2 separate regions of the Mus musculus genome follow, and region 1 is linked to region 2. A link is a loop called in an ENCODE intact Hi-C map of the cell type or tissue named here. Cell type or tissue: heart. All regions are shown on one strand. Links, peaks and the distances in the headings refer to the core of each region. The heading gives the core; the rest is flanking DNA. Region 1 holds the start of Telo2 (telomere maintenance 2). Region 2 has its middle 12 kb from the start of Gm17801.

Region 1 (8,205 bases), core at 4,887-7,386, 170 kb after region 2:
GAATTCAGGAGGCAGGGAAGTGTGGTTGGGAGTGTGAAAGTCACTGTTTTGTGCCAAACAATGCACCGATCAGTTCTGCCCTTGTTCTAGGCCGGTGTTGGACTCCTGCACAAACGCAAACTCAACTATCTCTCTTTGGCTTCCCAAGTCACAGTAGTGTTAATAGGAAGCAAGACTCATCCTGAGGCTCCTGGTTCAGTCACTTCAATAGAGGCCCTTCTGCTATGCAGCCTGACCTGCTGGAGGCCATTCTCTCTTATGGTGTTAGGTATGTGGCCCTTGGGGGAAAGAGATTTTGGGGTGACAGGTGTCAGGAATGACATTATAACCTCAGACACTGCTAGGGAAACCTGGAACTTGATAGGGAGGTGACAGGTTTGTGTCACTTACTGTTTCCTGGTCCTTGGTAGGTCCTTGGTGGGGCTGCTTGATGACTGCTTGGGGTTTGGAACTTCTGCATCTCCTGAACGTGGACAGTGACGTCATGAGGGGAACTCCTGTGTTGGGGTGAAGACTTGGCTACCTGGCGGTCCCTCCACAGTTGCAAGGATCCTGGGCCTCGCTGAGCAAGCTGGGTGGGGTTGGGGGCTGTGGTCAACCCCAGGGCCACAGTACCAGAGGAGGCCCTCTGTGTCTGTCCCTCCAGAGCAGCAAGCCTGGCACCCTGGCTGTGGACTTGCTGTGTAAGGCTGGCCAGTGCATCCTGTAGTGCCTGAACGCTTAGGGCCAGGCTTGCAATAGCCTCCCTCTGTGCCTTTTGCTCCCCTTCCTTCTCTACCCACTGCCTGCTCTTTGTGCTCAGGGAGAGGTCCAAGGCTTGAAGTCGGGCATCTACCTTCTGGCTCCTTCGCTGGCTCTTCCTATACCAGGTCTTTAAATGGGCCACATCTCCTTGTATGGCAGCTTGAGACTGATTCATCGCTAGAGCTACGGCTTGGCTCTGTTCCACCAGGCTCTGGAAGCGAACATCCATATTGTGGTAAACATTGTAGTTGTTGGCAATGTTCTGAAGGTGTGTTAAGGTCACCTGTTGGAATCTCTGAAACTGTAAAGAGAACACAGCTCTTATGGGGTTAGGCTGAGGCTACCCTAAGAATACTTCAGAAGTATCTATTCTATCTACATCCAAGTCTATGGATGGTTCTGTTTATAAATTGAACAATTTGATCCTTGTCACCATGCTAGGACATGTGTGGAGATTATCATGACTAGTCCCAAAGGGCCAGGTACAAAGCAGGTAACTGTCCTCAGGCCCCATAGCTGCACAGTGTAAAATGTGGGCTCCAGACCCATGACCCTAGTGATGATCCTCTCTGGTCCCAACACTCTGGAAGACATCTTGCTACTGTGATCCTCGGGGCTACCTTTGTGTTCAGAGGGGACTGCAGGACAGGCTGTATGAGTGCACTGAAAAATATTTTAGATTGAGCTGGGTGGTGGTAGAGACAGGGGAGGAGGGTCTCTGTGACTTCGAGGGCAGCCCGATCTACAGAGCAAGTTCCAAGGTATCCATGGCGACACAGGAAAACCATGTCTCATAAAAAAAAGTTTTTTAGATGTATTTAATTTTATATGTATGAGTGTTTTGCCTGCATGAACGTATGTGCACCATGTGTGTACCGTGTCTTTGGAGGTGCTTGAACTAGGGTTATGAATAGGTTGTGAGCCATCACGTGGGTGCTGAGAATGGACCTGGATCCTCTCCAAGTACCTAGTGCTCCTGGTTGCTGAACTATTTCTCCAGCTCAGAGCGCGTGTATGTATGTATGCATTTATTTATACTTATTTATGGTTTTCCAGCTCTGGGGACTGTATCTAGGATCTTGTACATTCTAGGCAAGGAAGCCCCGTGCTGCTGAGCTACAGCTGTTGCCTTTTCAGTCTTTGTTGTTGCTGTTTGGGTTTAAGTTCTATTTCATTCTATGTGTGTGGATGCTTTGCCTGCTTGTGTATCTGTGTGTCATGTGCATGCAGTACTCAGAGGAGTGAGAGCTGGCATTACACATGATTGTGAGCTGCCAAAGGCGTGCTGAGAATTGAACCTGGGTCTTCTGCAAGAGCAGCAAGAACTCTTAACCACTGAGCCATCTCTCTGGCCCTGTTGTTGTTGCTGTTGTTGTTTTGTTTGTTTGTTTGTTTGCTTGTTTTGAGACAGAGTTTCAGTCAGTAGCACAGGGTGGCTTGGAACTCACCATGTCCTCATTCAGGCTAGCCTCAAACTCATAGCAATACTCTTACTTGAGCCTAAGTGCTGGAATTACTGGTACACTCCACCATGTCTGGCTGTACCAGGATCAGTACAGGACGTGCTTGGGGTGGGCAACTGTCTACAGACCCCTGCGGAATCCTTGGGACAGAGCATATGTTCTGCTTTGAAATAGACCAGTGCCCTCACAGCTCCCACAACTATGAATACTGTCCTGCACAGTCGCTACCCAGGCTGTGTTCTTTGGGTCTTCTAGACACCTCTTCAGGTCTCCTGCATCTTCACACACACACACACACACACACACACACACACACACACACACGCACACACACACTGTCTAGTTGGACTTCAGAGCAGAGCCTAGCAAACGCTTGCCTAGTTTCTAAAAACAGGTGAGAATATCGTTGGCTTCCAACAAGGAGAGCAAACCAAGTGCTCTCTGTGTACCTGGATCACAGAGAGCATCGGACTCCATGACATCCATTCTTTACCTGCTCCTGGTATTATAAAACCAATTCCCCAAGTGTAGTACACCTACCTGCTCTTCTAGTCGACGGAGCCTCTCAAAAAATGGCTTTCTTTGCCTGGCTGGGTGAGCTTCCTGTGACGGAGTCCTGTGTACATTCAGGGACACAAAAATGAGGAGAAAAAGCAGGGTCTTCTTCTTCAAGCACCTCATGCTGGGACACACAGAGGCAGAAGCTGATGTTCGTCCCTTGGTCCCTTGAGTCTGTCTCGTATCCCTGCTCCTTGAAGCCCACCATGTGACTGGGTTTCTTCTTTCTGTCCTGGCTGAGTGTCAGGTTCTTCCTGCCACCTTAATGAAAGGCATCTGCCTTCAATCCAGTGGGCTTTGGGAACCCGAGGTTCCCAGGGAAACGAGCTTCAAACAGGCACAAACAGCTTCTTTGGGAAATTGTTCTAGTGGATGTGCTCAGGGCTTTGCTTGGCTCAGAGGCAGACAGGAGCTGATAATGGCTCTAACAGCAGCACCTAGACTGGAGTTCCCACCAAGAAGTCAGAGCAGGACAGGGGTTGAGCATGGTCAGGAAGTTGTCCAAGCCAGCTGTGCACTGGTGCCCAGGATTCCAGCCACATGCAGCCATGTCTTATGAGTCCTGTCTCACTGCCTTGGAGAAGGAATCCCTCTTAGAAATGAGACTGAATTTCACTTTATCTTATTCTAGAATGGGATAACTTAAATTAAAATTAGCTATGTTTTTCTTCCCTGGAAAAGGATCTTGCTGTGTTGCTCATGCTGGTCTTGGACTCCTGGGTTAAATGATCTATCTCAGTCCTCAGCTAGGACTATAGGTGTTTGCTCTCTCTCTCTCTCTCTCTCTCTCTCTCTCTCTCTCTCTCTCTCTCTCTCTCTTTCTCTCTCTCTCAGTCCCACAAATTGCACATGTTTTGAGTTAATATGATATTTTGATAAATGTATTATGTAATGTTGAAATCAAGCTAGACATACCTGACTTTCCCTGCCTGGCTTTTGGTTACAGGCTGTGCAGGGGGATGAATGAGGGTCCCTGAGGAAATTGATCCAAGTTCTGCTCCAGGACCTGTGAATATAGCCTTATGGGGAAAAACGTCCAGGCAACATCTTAAGATAAAGTAACCCTGGAGTACCCAGATAGCCCTGCACTCAACAGCAAGCATCCTGATAGGGGCAGAGAGGACACCAAGGAAGAGGCCCAATGAAGTCGGTGGCCGAGATGGGAACAATGCTGCTGGGGCGGGCCACACCTGGAGCCTCTGGAAACCAGAAGAAACTTCTGCAGTAGCATGCTGCTTTGGGTTCAGACTCTGACCCCCAGAGCTGTGAGAAAATAATGTTCTGTTGTTTGAAGAAGCCTAGTTTGTAGTAATAAGAACAACTCAGGAAAGTGTCACCAACAAAAGCATTAGCATTTCCAAGATGACAGGAGCCATAGTGTCTTCCCAGAGGACAGGCCACTGAGAGTGTCATCCCAGAGGCTGGCTGCTGCCATTAAAGCTCCTTTGGTCAAACATCAGAACATCACAGACAGAGGAAAAAAGCCACAAAAGTATCCAGGGAGAAAAACTGTTGGTTCAGGAGACTGGGACAATTCCAAGGGGACAGCTGACTTTATCATTTATGCTGATCCGGAATTTGATCCATGGCACCACAAAAATAACTAAAAAAACAATGGCAAAAAGATAAAATAGTGCATCTATTTCATGTGAATAACTCAAGAGCAAAGAGTATAGGCCTTTGTAGGTACTGAGACTCCAGAAACGTATCCCCAACCCTACCTTCACTGGGAAGTCCTGGAGGGTGAACTTCAGGAAAATGGACGGGTCAAGAGGTAATGGAGTTGCAGTTTAGGGATGGAGATTCAGGAATGTCTCATGCTGGGGCTCCCACACCCCACTCTCAAGTCTTGGTTACATCAGGAGATACCCCCTTCACTTCTACAGCGCCCCACATGTGTTCTGACAACTCTATTTGAGTGGTTTCTTACTGTCTGTTCTCTGGACTGAACCCAGTGTTGACCTTTATTATTTATTTATTTATTCTGTGTGTGTTTTACTCACAGGCTCATGTGTAGACACCACACATTTAAGTCGCATGCCTTACTCAGGTCTCCACCTCCTCATTTTATTTTGAAACAGCACCTCACTAGTTCTCGGGTTCACTGGCTACCTGGCAGGCTCTTCTCCACACACTATTCTCTTACACCCCTGTTCTGATTCTGGGGTCACAGATTGTTGTGCAGGACTATCCTCCAAGACATCTGTCACCATCAACTTGGAAATGACCATCATGCCCGGGACTTGGTGATACCTCATAGAGGAAGGACAGAGAGGGCCAGGGGATACTCACTTGAGTATCCAGCCTCCTCCCAATCAGTTATATGCAAGTCTGCCCTAGTTCATTGTAGCCATGGGGGACTCAGAGAAGGGACAGAGTATAGAGATATGAAAAAATTAGGGAAGGGTTCTATCTACACAGTCATGGGGGTCTGTTGGGGGGCAGACCTTCCAGTGTGACTGCTTTAAGGTCACCTCTGCTACTGCCTATACCCCCTCACCCATTGCTCTGTCAGTAAGCCTAATAAACTCACTGATTCCTCAGAGTCAACTTTGGTGGAAATGTACTTCAGCTTATTTATCATCAGTACTGTAAAAGGAGGGGGGTAGACTTTGTTTACATCTCCTTGGCAACACAGATGCATGCCTCTTCACTTGGCTTTGATATTGGGTTCTGGGGATTTGAACTCAGATCTTCATGTTTGTACATCAAACACTTTGCCTAGTAAACCTTCTCCCCAGCTCCCAGGTCTAGTCTTTTTGAAGAACAATTACCATTACATTCATTTCTTGTTTGTGTGTGGTTGTGGGAGCAATGAGTGTGTGTGCTTGTGAAGGGCAGAGGACAACTTTGAGGAGTTGGTTCTCTTTTTCCACCAAGTGAGCCCTGAAGACTGAACTTAGGGGATCAAGCTTGCCAGCGGAGCACCTTTACTTTAAAAAAAAACTTGTTTATTAATAAATAATGTAATATATGTAAGTACACTGTAGCTGTCTTCAGACACCCCAGAAGACGGCACCAGATCTCATTACAGATGGCTGTGAGCCACCATGTGGTTGCTGGGATTTGAACTCAGGACCTTTGGAAGAACAGTCAGTGCTCTTAACCGCTGAGCCATCTCACCAGCCCTGTACCTTTACTTTTAAGTGAAGACTGGATCCTCCTAACACCCCTTTGTTCTAAAACAAATAAGGACACCCATCTCCGCCTGAACACTGGCCAGGGGCTAAGCACTGTTAACATTTATTATTGTAAGCACTCTGGTATTCATTTCCAGAAAAATAAGCAAAAATATTGGGTGCTGAGGTGACACGAGCTCTTAACTAGCAACTGCTAGGTTTTCCATTCTGGATGGCTTTAGCAAAAGAATTGCCAGTCAACAACTCCTGGCCTGCCCTAATGCCAGCTCTGACTATCCAGGAAACTCTGAGGGCCTTGAGAAAACTACAAGGTTGCAAATTGCTTCAGGTCTGGAAGATACAGCCCCAAGGCTTTTTGCAACCATTTCGACCAGGTTGAGAAGAACACGTCCTCTGGTGGCCTAGCTGAGGAACTACAGAGGCTGGTGCAAAGACTGTTAGCAGAGGAAGTGCCCCTTTTCAGGATTTGAAGGCAGCCGCTTTGACTCCCTCTGGGAGAGACTTTCCTCATCTCCTCCCTTTTGTTGCAGCTTTAGGTACAGTAAAAGGCTCCTCTCCAGGGTTTGCTTGCCTACTCTCAGTAATGTGGGCTAAGCTGTTATCATGAAAAAAAAAGAGGTGGCAGAGACAGCTGAGCAATTGGCAGGCCAAGCTACAAAAGGGACAGGACAGTCAGTTTTGTCATAGCTGAGGAAGCAGTAGCCAAGGCATCAGGGGAGTGCAGAAACTGAGACTGAATGAGGATAATTGACTAAACCAGAGAAGAGATGGCATAGCCTTGGATGCCAGATGAGTTCCAGAGAGCCAAGAGGTCTCAACCCTAGGCCAAGAATTTTAACACTGGCTGTCATTAAGAGCGAAGGTCTACACAAAAATTGTAAAGCTGTAGGGCTGAAGAGTCCCTACAATCACCAAATCTGCTTAGTGGAAGCTGCACCAGCCACAGGAAAGAGCCAAGGATTCCTGACCTACGTAAGAGCTAGAATACTTTTAGGGCTAAGGGTCCCAATGCCTCCAGTCCCCTAATACTAGGGGAGTCATCTGCCATCTCTCACTGAGGCCAAACATGGAGAAAAAAAAAAAAAAAAGAAAGCTACCATTTGAAGACCTTCTCTTTGACTAACCCCAGTTTTTATTTGTGTAGAGATCCTGGCTGGCTGATCGGTAACACTTCCATGGATGCTGGGAACTGAACTTGGGACCTTGGCAAGAGCCACACGTAATTTAACCTCTAAGATAATCGCTCTGGCCCCTGGTATGCTCTGCTAACTGCTAAGCCTTGAGTGGGCTCATTTCCTGCTCAGGAAGGGTAATTTTGCTTGATGATGTTGAATGAATACAGCTTGCTCAGATTTCCACCCACACCCAGTTCCGCTGAAATGTTGCTCCCTCAATGTATCTTCCAGATCAGGATGGTCAAGAAAAGTTCTGCCATGATGGAATGTTTCACACTGCTAAGTTCAGACGACAGTCAGGATCCCTGGGTGTTTACTCAGCTAGTGGTGTTTCATTTAGGGCAGTTTAGACGCAGTTTGCGTGTTCGCAGTAAACGTGCACCCTTGTGTACCACCAAATACATCAGCGCATCCGCATTACAACTTGGCCATATCCGCTGTTCCTGGCTTCCTTATTCTGTTTCCCTCAGGGCGCCTAGAGAGTTGATTAGTGCTCTAGAGTGGAAAGTCATCCGACCCAAGGCAGCATAGTGGGGTAATGTGCTGGGGAAAGTCTCTCCAGAATTAAGGAAAACAGAGACAGCAGTCACCAGGGGACCAATAGAGCGGACACGCCTACCGGAGTCCTGCCCTCAGGCCTTGCCCACCGTAGGCTCTTAGGCCACGCCTCTTCCTCCTCTTGCGCAGGCGCAGATGCTGCGGTCATCAGCGCGTTGGCGCGCCGCTGATTCGTCCCTAGCCACGCGTTTGTATCAGCCCCAGAAATTCTAAATATCCGTGCAGGTTTCACGTGAGCTCTGCGACTCGAATTCACAGCTGCCCTCAGCTGACACTGAATCTGGCGCGTGGTCCTGGTGCCGTGGCGAATCAGCGGCGCGCAAGAGGGAGCATGTGGCCTCGGCTCTGAAGCATGCTGGCCAGAGGAACCCTGTAGGAGTGGTTGGTCCAGTCGGGGCTGCAGTGTCCTGCCTTGCAGCATGGCCAGTTCCCATACGAGCCGAAGGCCTCGTGTTTAGGGGGCTGGGTGCTAACCTGGAGCTGCAGACGGAGGAGGAGTTTTAGTTATTGCACCCTGGCAAGCCACTCACTCATCCAACTATCAGTGGGTTTGACAGAGGAGACAGC
Region 2 (8,205 bases), core at 3,842-6,341:
GAGACAGTCTTTATGGGATTAAAGGCATGTGCCCACAACCAGCCTTCTCTCAAACTCTTTTTTTTGTTTGTTTGTTTTTTGTTTTTTTAAGACAGGGTTTCTCTGTGTAGTCCTTGCTGTCCTGGAACTCACTTTGTAGACTAGGCTGTTCTCGAACTCAGAAATCCACCTGCCTCTGCCTCCCAAGTGCTGTGATTAAAGGCGTGCACCACAACCACCTGGCTTCTCTCAAACTCTTAATCGCCCCACTTTACAGCACGCCGGCATCCCTGCTTTGCTTTCAGAAAAACTTAACTGAATTGTTAAGCACAGACAATAAGAAAACATTCAAGCCACATCAACTGTTTTTTCTATTTTCCCATTGACAGTCTCCCCTCCTCCACTCCTCCCAGGACTGTAGCACCGTCTCCCCTCCCCCAGATCCACTGCTTCTCCATTCCCTTCAGAAAAAAATCAGGCACCCCAGGGACATCAACTGAACATAGCGTAGCAAGTGGAGGGAAATACAGCTACTGTGTGTGTGTGTGTGTGTGTGTGTGTGTGTGTGTGTGTGTGTGTGTGTGTTACAGGATAAAAGGAAAGCTGTCTTGGTGAGGGTGAAAATAAAAATGGAGACCAAAGCTGGCTGGTAGTGATGCACACCTTTAAGCCTAGCACTCAGAAAGTAGAGGCAGGCAAATCTCTGAGTTCTGGGCCAGCCTGCTCTACAGGCCAAGTTCCAGGACAGGGCTAAACACACACACACACACACACACACACACACACACAGAGAGAGAGAGAGAGAGAGAGAGAGAGAGAGAGAGAGAGAGAGAGAGAGAGAGAGAACTCTTAGACTTCATTGGGAAGAAAAGCAGATCAAGAGCCAGCAGCACCAGGCATGGTAGCACATGCCTCTAGTCCCAACAGAGGCCAGTGGATTTCTGTCGGTTTGAGGCCAATCTGGTTTATATAGCCCAGTTCCAAGTTAGCCAGGGCTACTTAATGAGATGTTGTCTCAGAGGAGGGGGAAAGGAGGAGCGGGAAGAGGAAGAAGATGAAGTTAATGGCTGCAGATTTAAAAGGCATTATTTGAAAGAGCTGGTGAAGCTTGTGACTCTGAACTTACAGCTGGACACAGTGCCACCGTGCGGCTGGTGGAGGCATGGATCCCTGAATGCTGTGCCCACTGCTGTCCTTGTAAACTGGTCCTACATTGCTGGCATGGCACTGAGAGACCCTTCCAGAGTCAGTCTGACTCTTTTTGCTTACTATAGGTTTGTTTTGTAATAGGATTCTGTATTTAGCCCTGACTGTCCTGGAGCTCACTGTGTAGATCAGGCTGGCCTCAAACTCAGAGATCTGTCTACCTCTGCTTCCCAAGGGCTTGAATTAAAGGCATGCACCACTAACGCCCAGTTTTTTCGTATAATTACTATCAAATTCTTTCAGTTTTCCTCTCTGTTGGATGTTTAAGAAAGTGTAGGTAGGGACTGGAGAGATGGCTCAGCGATTAAGAGCACTGACTGCTCTTCCAGAGGCCCTGAGTTCAATTTCCAGAAACCACATGGTGGCTCACACCATCTATACTGGGATCTGATGCCCTCTTCTGGCATGCAGGTGTACATGCAGATAGAGCACTCATATACATAAAACAAACAAATAAATCTTGAAAGAAAGAGACAAAGAAAGAACGTGTGCATAGCCAGAAATTAAAGATTTTTCTTTTTACTGTTGAAGTGAGTTGAGGCTCCTTAGGGTTCCTTTTGGTGACTCACAGGGAGCACCACGGCTCCCTTCTCCCCCCCCCCCCCCGTCTACCCACTACACCATCTCCTGGGATACAGCAGGGTCTTGCTGATGATGTGGCTTTCTTTAGATCCTCCCTTTTGTGGGGTGTGTACCAGTTACAGGACAATGGGGTCTTCATGGTTTCTCTGACCAGCACAACACAGGACTCAATGGCCCTATGAGGCTCTACATCTTTCTTTGGAAGCTGGCTGACCTGCAGTAGAGAGGGAAATGCTATAATACTGGCAATTCCTCTTAGATTTTCATTTTCTTTGTCTTTGGCCTCCAAGACTTGGTTGTTGAATCCCCTAAAAGACAGTTTTACTTGTCTAGAAGTAGGAGTAGTGAGATTTAATATACTATCTGCATAAAGTTTAGACATACAGTACCTTTAGCTCTCAAATATATGTACGATGTTTGTTACACATGTGTGGTATCAAGTTTACCAAGAATAACCTAGGATAATAATTATTGAACTAGAGTTGTAAAGTGAGATTTAAAAACAACTTTGTTGAGTTTGGTGGTACAAGTCCATCAAAGCAATAGAAAAGTTAGAGGCAGACAGATCTCTGTGAGTTCAAGGCCAGCCTGGTCTAACAAGTTCCAGGCTGGCAAGAGCCACACAGTGCCCTCTTCGTTGGAGAGATGATTCCGAACCTAAAAGCACTTATGGATCTATCAGGGGACTGGTATTTGTCCCATCATCTGCACAGGGCAGCTCACAACCACTTGTAACGACAGCTCCATCCCAGGATTTGACACAGCCTTCTGGCCTCCATGGGTACCCATACTGAGATACCAAAACACATAATAAAATAAAAAGTAAAGAAAAAGAAATTTAAAAAAATTACACAAACTTGCTTAAATCCTAACTCTTGAAAGACTTGTTTTCTGAGTTGTTAAAAATCCAACAGAGGCCAGGCATGGTGGCACACGCCTTTAATCCCAGCACTTGGGAGGCAGAGGCAGGTGGATTTCTGAGTTCGAGGCCAGCCTGGTCTACAGAGTGAGTTCCAGGACAGCCAGGGCTACACAGAGAAACTCTGTCTCGAAAAACCAAAAAAAAAAAAAAAAATCCAACAGAGAAGTTGGACACGGTGGCAAATGCCTTTATTCCCAGCACCAAAGAAAAAGCTCAAAAATTTAAAAATTTACCTTATCTCTCTAACTCAATTATGGACATGGAACAATAGCTTACTTTTGAGATAAAACTTTCTTTTACCAGACAAAATCTGTTTTTGTCCAAAAGCTTTTGTTTCTTTGGTTGATTGGGTTTGGGGGTTTATTTGGTTTGGTTTTTAGTTTTTCAAGACAGGGTTTCTCTGTGTAGCCCTGACTATCCTAGAACTCCCTCTGTAGACCAGGCTGGCCTCGAATGCCACAATCTGCCTGCCTCTGCCTCCTGAGTTCTGGAGTTAAAGACATGCCCCACCACCAACCACCCAGCAAACCTTTTATTTTTAAAAAGATCTTTTCACTGCACATGTATTTGCAGGCTGGCAAGATGACTCAGTGTGTCAGGCTGCTGGCCTCCAAGCCTGGCAGCCCGAGTTCTGGCTCTGAAATCTGCATGATAGAAAGAAAAAAAAATCCCACAAGTGGTCCTCTGACTGCCACATGTGTACCATGCCATGTGCACGAACATGCTCACACAATGAACATTTAAACAAAATAGTTAAGTGTGTTTGCATGTCTTTAGTTTTTTATAGCTTTTTTCTTATTGATAACTCCTTGTTGTTGTTGTTGTCGCCTTATTTCTTCTATACAGCATTCCCTGGAGAAAGTTGGTGTGGTGGGAGCTGAGTAATTTATTCAGTGGAACAGTGGTTAAAAGCACAGACTGCTCTTCCACAGGACCAGGGTTCTAGTCCCAGCACCCACATGGCAGCTTACATCCATCTGTAACTCCAGTTACAGGAGATCTGATGCCCTCTTCTGGCCTCCTTGGGCACCAGGCCTACCTGTGGTTGCACAGACATACATGAGAACAAAATACCCACAAATAAAATAATTTTTTTTTTTTTTGGTTTTTCGAGACAGGGTTTCTCTGTATAGCCCTGGCTGTCCTGGAACTCACTTTGTAGACCAGGCTGGCCTCGAACTCAGAAATCCACCTGCCTCTGCCTCCCGAGTGCTGGGATTAAAGGCATGCGCCACCACGCCCGGCTAATAAATTTTTTTAAATTAATTTTAAAACTGTTGTGGGGTGGGGTAGTGGTTTAGAGCCTTAAGTGATCCAGGCTGGCCTGGAACTTCTGACCCTCCTGCCTCTCCAGCTGTGGAGGGCTGTGATTGCAGGTGTGCACCACCATGCTAACCAAAAGTGTCAGAATTTGTTGCTGTTTTTCAGTAGTAGAGATCCAGCTCATGACAAGTGCTGTACAGCTGAGCCATGCCCCCGGCTTTGCTGTTGTTGTTTTTATTAATAAAAATAAAGTATATATTTTACAATGTATTTTGTTATATTTTAGTGTTTGTGGGGTATGCACATGTGGATGGAAGTGCCTACAGAGGAAAAGTGTCAGATTCCCCCTAGACATGCAGTTACAGGTGATTGTCTGACATGGAGTTGAGAATTGAACACAGATCCTCAGAACAGCAATACATGGCCTTGAGCCATGTCTCCAGCCCCCGTAAAGGAACAGCTTAATGAAAACCAAAGAAACTATATTTGAAATATAAAAAAACAAGGACTTTGTATCTAAAATACACGTACAAAGGTACACGTCTAGAAGAAGATTTAGCCTTACTGGTGAGGCACAGGTAACTGAGCGCTATCCTCAACAGTACAGTGCAAAGCAGATTCCAAGAGTAAGGGAATAAGACCAGACGTCCTCACTGCTGGAAGCTGCCTCGGACAAAAGGAAGCTTAACAAGGGGATGTCAGAGCACACCCAGACCCTGAAGCATTAGAAAACCTACTGGAGGTAGAGCTTAGCGTCTTGGGCAAGTGTCTGATACCTGCTGACCTGAGTCTGACCAGGGACACAACCCACTTTGTAGGTCTGGCTCTGGATTCTGCTCTCAGTGTCCTTGAAGAGATCGCCTCTGAGTTGGCAATGATCCCAGCCTTGAACCTAGCCTAAGCCAAGCCTATTCATTCTCTCCATTCACATCCTGGTCACTTGTCTCAAGGCATTACCATTTCTAATGTATCCATCAGGGGGCAGCAGAGAGCCAACGCTGCATGCCTTCTAGGGAACCAGATGCCAAACCTAGGCACCTTCCAAGGTGCATTGAGGCATGTTTGTCTTCCCATAAACCTATTCTGGAAACTGGTGGCTTTCTTGAAAAAGTGATTTCTATTTCTTCCCCCACCCTCCTCTCAGACCATTTTTTAAACTTTGATTCTTTTGAATGGGCCTCACACCTAAGGCATACTGTCTTGCCATAGAGAAGTGCTGCTAAAACTCAGGCACTTGTGAGAGAGAACTCGCGTGAGTGTGCTCGCGAGCACACACACACAGACACACACACACATCACTATAAAAGTATCTCTTATTAACCAGATGTCATTGTCATCTGGGAGGCTTACTGCTGAATAAGCTCACCCTTTCTAGCTCTTTCTGAACTCTGGCTGGTTGGTTCAACTCAGCCATTCTGGCTCAAAACTCCTCTTCAAACTGACTCATGTAATCTTGCTTGTTTCTCAGCCTCTGATTGAATTGCTCAGCTCGTCCTTGTTAGGATCCAAGAATCACTGAAGAATGATACCCCAGACTCAAATAGTATGCAAAAGCAAAGAGTGTTTATTCAGCTGAAATTCCTGCATGCAGGGTCTCCCCGTTTGAGAATGGAGACCTCTGGTGGGCCCACAGGCCCAGCCTTTATCGTCAGTTAGGGGAATTCCAGGGAGGGGTATGTGCCCTTTCACCTGGATTAGTTAGCTTTGTCTCCAGGGTTTTGGCTGGTTCTACAATTGGTCAGGCTCTGGAGACCTCCAAGGGGGTGACTTTACTCATTCTAGCTACCTATTCTTACTTCAGCCCAGATGACAAGGTGTCCTCGGATTGGCTGCCCATGGCTGTGGTGACAGACCATGGAACCTGGGGTCCCAGTTCTCATTTCTGGGAAACAGAAACTTAGACCTAGTCTCCCAAACTGACAGTATGCAGCCTGTCATAGAGTCTGTCTGGCTCTGGCTAACTCACTCCTCTCAACCTGAAACTAACTCTGGCAATCCGTTGTAATCTAGCTACTTCTCATTCTCTGGTTTATTCTGTCTTTACCTGTGTCTAGTTTTCTCTCTCTTCAATCTGTCTCTGTAAAACTCTCCCAGTAAAACACCCTCTCCTGTCTCTCCTGCTCTGCTCTCTCTTACATTGCCTCCCTTTCCTCTCTCTTCTGGTGAGAGTCGGGCAGATCCCATTCTGTCAAATCTTTCTCTGATTCATCACTTTGTCTGCCACTCACTTAGACATCACTTTCAAACATAGGAGCTCCCTTCTACAAACTTAACCTTCATAGTTTGAAATTAAAGGTGTATACTAAGGGTGTGTCTGTATTCCAGCCAGAAGGATTAAAGGTGTGTGCTAAGGGCTGAGCCACACCATGACACAATCTTGGGGGTTCACAGGGTGATCAAATATCCTGCAGCATTTCCCCCTTTTTATATAAACTAAAAAATTGTACAATTTAACTTTTTACAAGAGAAACAAGTGTCAACCCCACCAACAGTCCAAATGCCCTCATGAAGATCTGCTGATTCGATGATCCTTCAGAGCTGCAGTCCTGATCATCTGCCTTCAGCAACAGTCCATTTCAGCATAAGCAGTCTGTCCTTCAGCTTGTTTGTTGAGCTGTCTCTGGGGGTCTTCAGTTTCTGATAGAATCCTGAAGAAATGGATTCTAATAGCAGGGAAGTAACGCCTCAGCTGCGGGGTAGATGAATATGCCAACAAGAGTGAGTGCAAGCAGGCAAAAAGCAAAAGCTTCCTTCTTCCATGTCTTTTTATGTGGGCTGCCATCAGATGTGGCTCATATTTAGGGTGGCTCTTCCCACCTCGAATGCTCCAGGTTTAGGATGGTCTTTATAGTGGTTTGCATGAGAATGTCTTCCATAAACACATATATTTGAATGTCTTATCCCCATGGTTTTAGAAGGGTTAGGTGGTGTGGCCTTGTTGGCGCCAAGACCAAGGCCAGGCCAAGATTCTCTCTCTCTCTCTCTCTCTCTCTCTCTGCCTGTTGCCTGTGCATGAGGTTATAAGCTTCCAGATACTGTACGGAAGCCCCTAATTGGTTCCTTTTATAAGTTGCCTTGGTCATGGTGGGTTTTTGGGTTTTTTTTGTTTTTTTGTTTTTTGCTTATTATGTACGAGTGCTCTGTGTGCATGCATGCCTGCATACTAGAAGGGGACATCAGATCCCAGGGTAAATGGTTGTGAGCCACCATGTATTTGCTGGAAATTGAACTTAGAGCCTCTGGAAGAGCAGCCAGTGACCTTAACTACTGAGACATCTCTCCAGCCCCAGGTTCTCACAGTAACAGAACAATATCTTAGTCGTCCCAAATCCAGTCAAGATAAATCTCTCTCAGGCGAGCCCAGCTGCTTGGCTTTTAGGTAATTCTAAATCACGTTGACAACCAACCAAGGCTGGCTATTACAGAGAGAAAGGAAGGGCTACCTTCCTTGCTCGGCCGAGGCTGACAGACCCTGGAGTCAGTGGTATAGCTTCAGTGTGAGGAGGAAGCAAAAGACATCCAGATCTGGGCTAGAAAAGGTGTTGCTGTTGAGTTGTAGTTCTTCAGATGCTCTGGATGGTAACCTTGATCACCAGAGTGTCTCTGACCCACCAGCTCCTGAATGACACGGACTTTTATTATTTATGAAAGCTTAGGCACTATGACTTAGACTATTTCCCAACTAGCTCATATAACCTAATCAACCCGTTTATTTTAGTCCGTGTGTGCCTCGAGGCCTGCTACCTCTCACTCAGCCCTGGTATGTACGATTTCCTCCATGCCTGGCTGGCTGGCGAATCTCCCGCCTCTCAATTCTTCCTCAGAGTTCCTATCTCGACCGGAAGTCCCGCCTTTCCTCTCCTGCCCACCTACTGACACCAGATCTTTATTAAACCAATCAGAAGGCAAGGGGAGTGACTGTTTACAAACTGCTAAAGCGGGTGATGATCCAATACAGATAACAGTACCAAAGTCCAGCCTGTGCCCAGCTCTCTGCCAGTACAGCAACTGGCACTTAAATAATAGACACCCTTTACACGGTGCACAAAAAGGAAATCCCAACATCTCCCCCTTTTAGTCCAATAAAAGGATTTTCTCTAACAGCAATAAGCTATATACAATAAGAACAATTATGAGAGCGGGGCAGTGGTGGCGCACGCCTTTAATCCCAGCACTCGGGAGGCAGAGGCAGGCGGATTTCTGAGTTCAAGGCCAGCCTGGTCTATAGAGTGAGTTCCAGGACAACCAGGGCT

Evidence for each region. A loop is a pair of places that touch in the nucleus more often than their neighbours do. Peaks named below come from ENCODE experiments on the same cell type or tissue, not always from the same donor. Only the 100,000 strongest peaks of a DNase experiment are listed, where the experiment ranks them.
Region 1: a loop joins it to region 2, with 2.8 times the contacts of the local background. A loop is called at or near these places in 19 of 42 quality-filtered maps.

The regions. Positions count from the first base shown.
Region 1 is chr17:25,115,534-25,123,738 of GRCm38, reverse strand. It overlaps Telo2 (telomere maintenance 2), which reads left to right and starts at 7,772. Exons shown (of 21, transcript NM_001163661.1): 1 at 7,772-8,205. It overlaps Ptx4 (pentraxin 4), which reads right to left and starts at 2,979. Exons shown (of 3, transcript NM_026747.1): 1 at 2,748-2,979; 2 at 391-1,045. The coding sequence starts at 2,888. In heart, for the core only: a CTCF peak has its summit at 6,300; no DNase peak of the experiment used is centred there; H3K4me3 peaks cover 191 bases; H3K27ac peaks cover 300 bases.
Region 2 is chr17:25,281,922-25,290,126 of GRCm38, reverse strand. No RefSeq gene overlaps it. Among named protein-coding and RNA genes, the nearest start is that of Gm17801, 12 kb to the right of the region's middle. In heart, for the core only: a CTCF peak has its summit at 4,933 (motif pointing right); no DNase peak of the experiment used is centred there.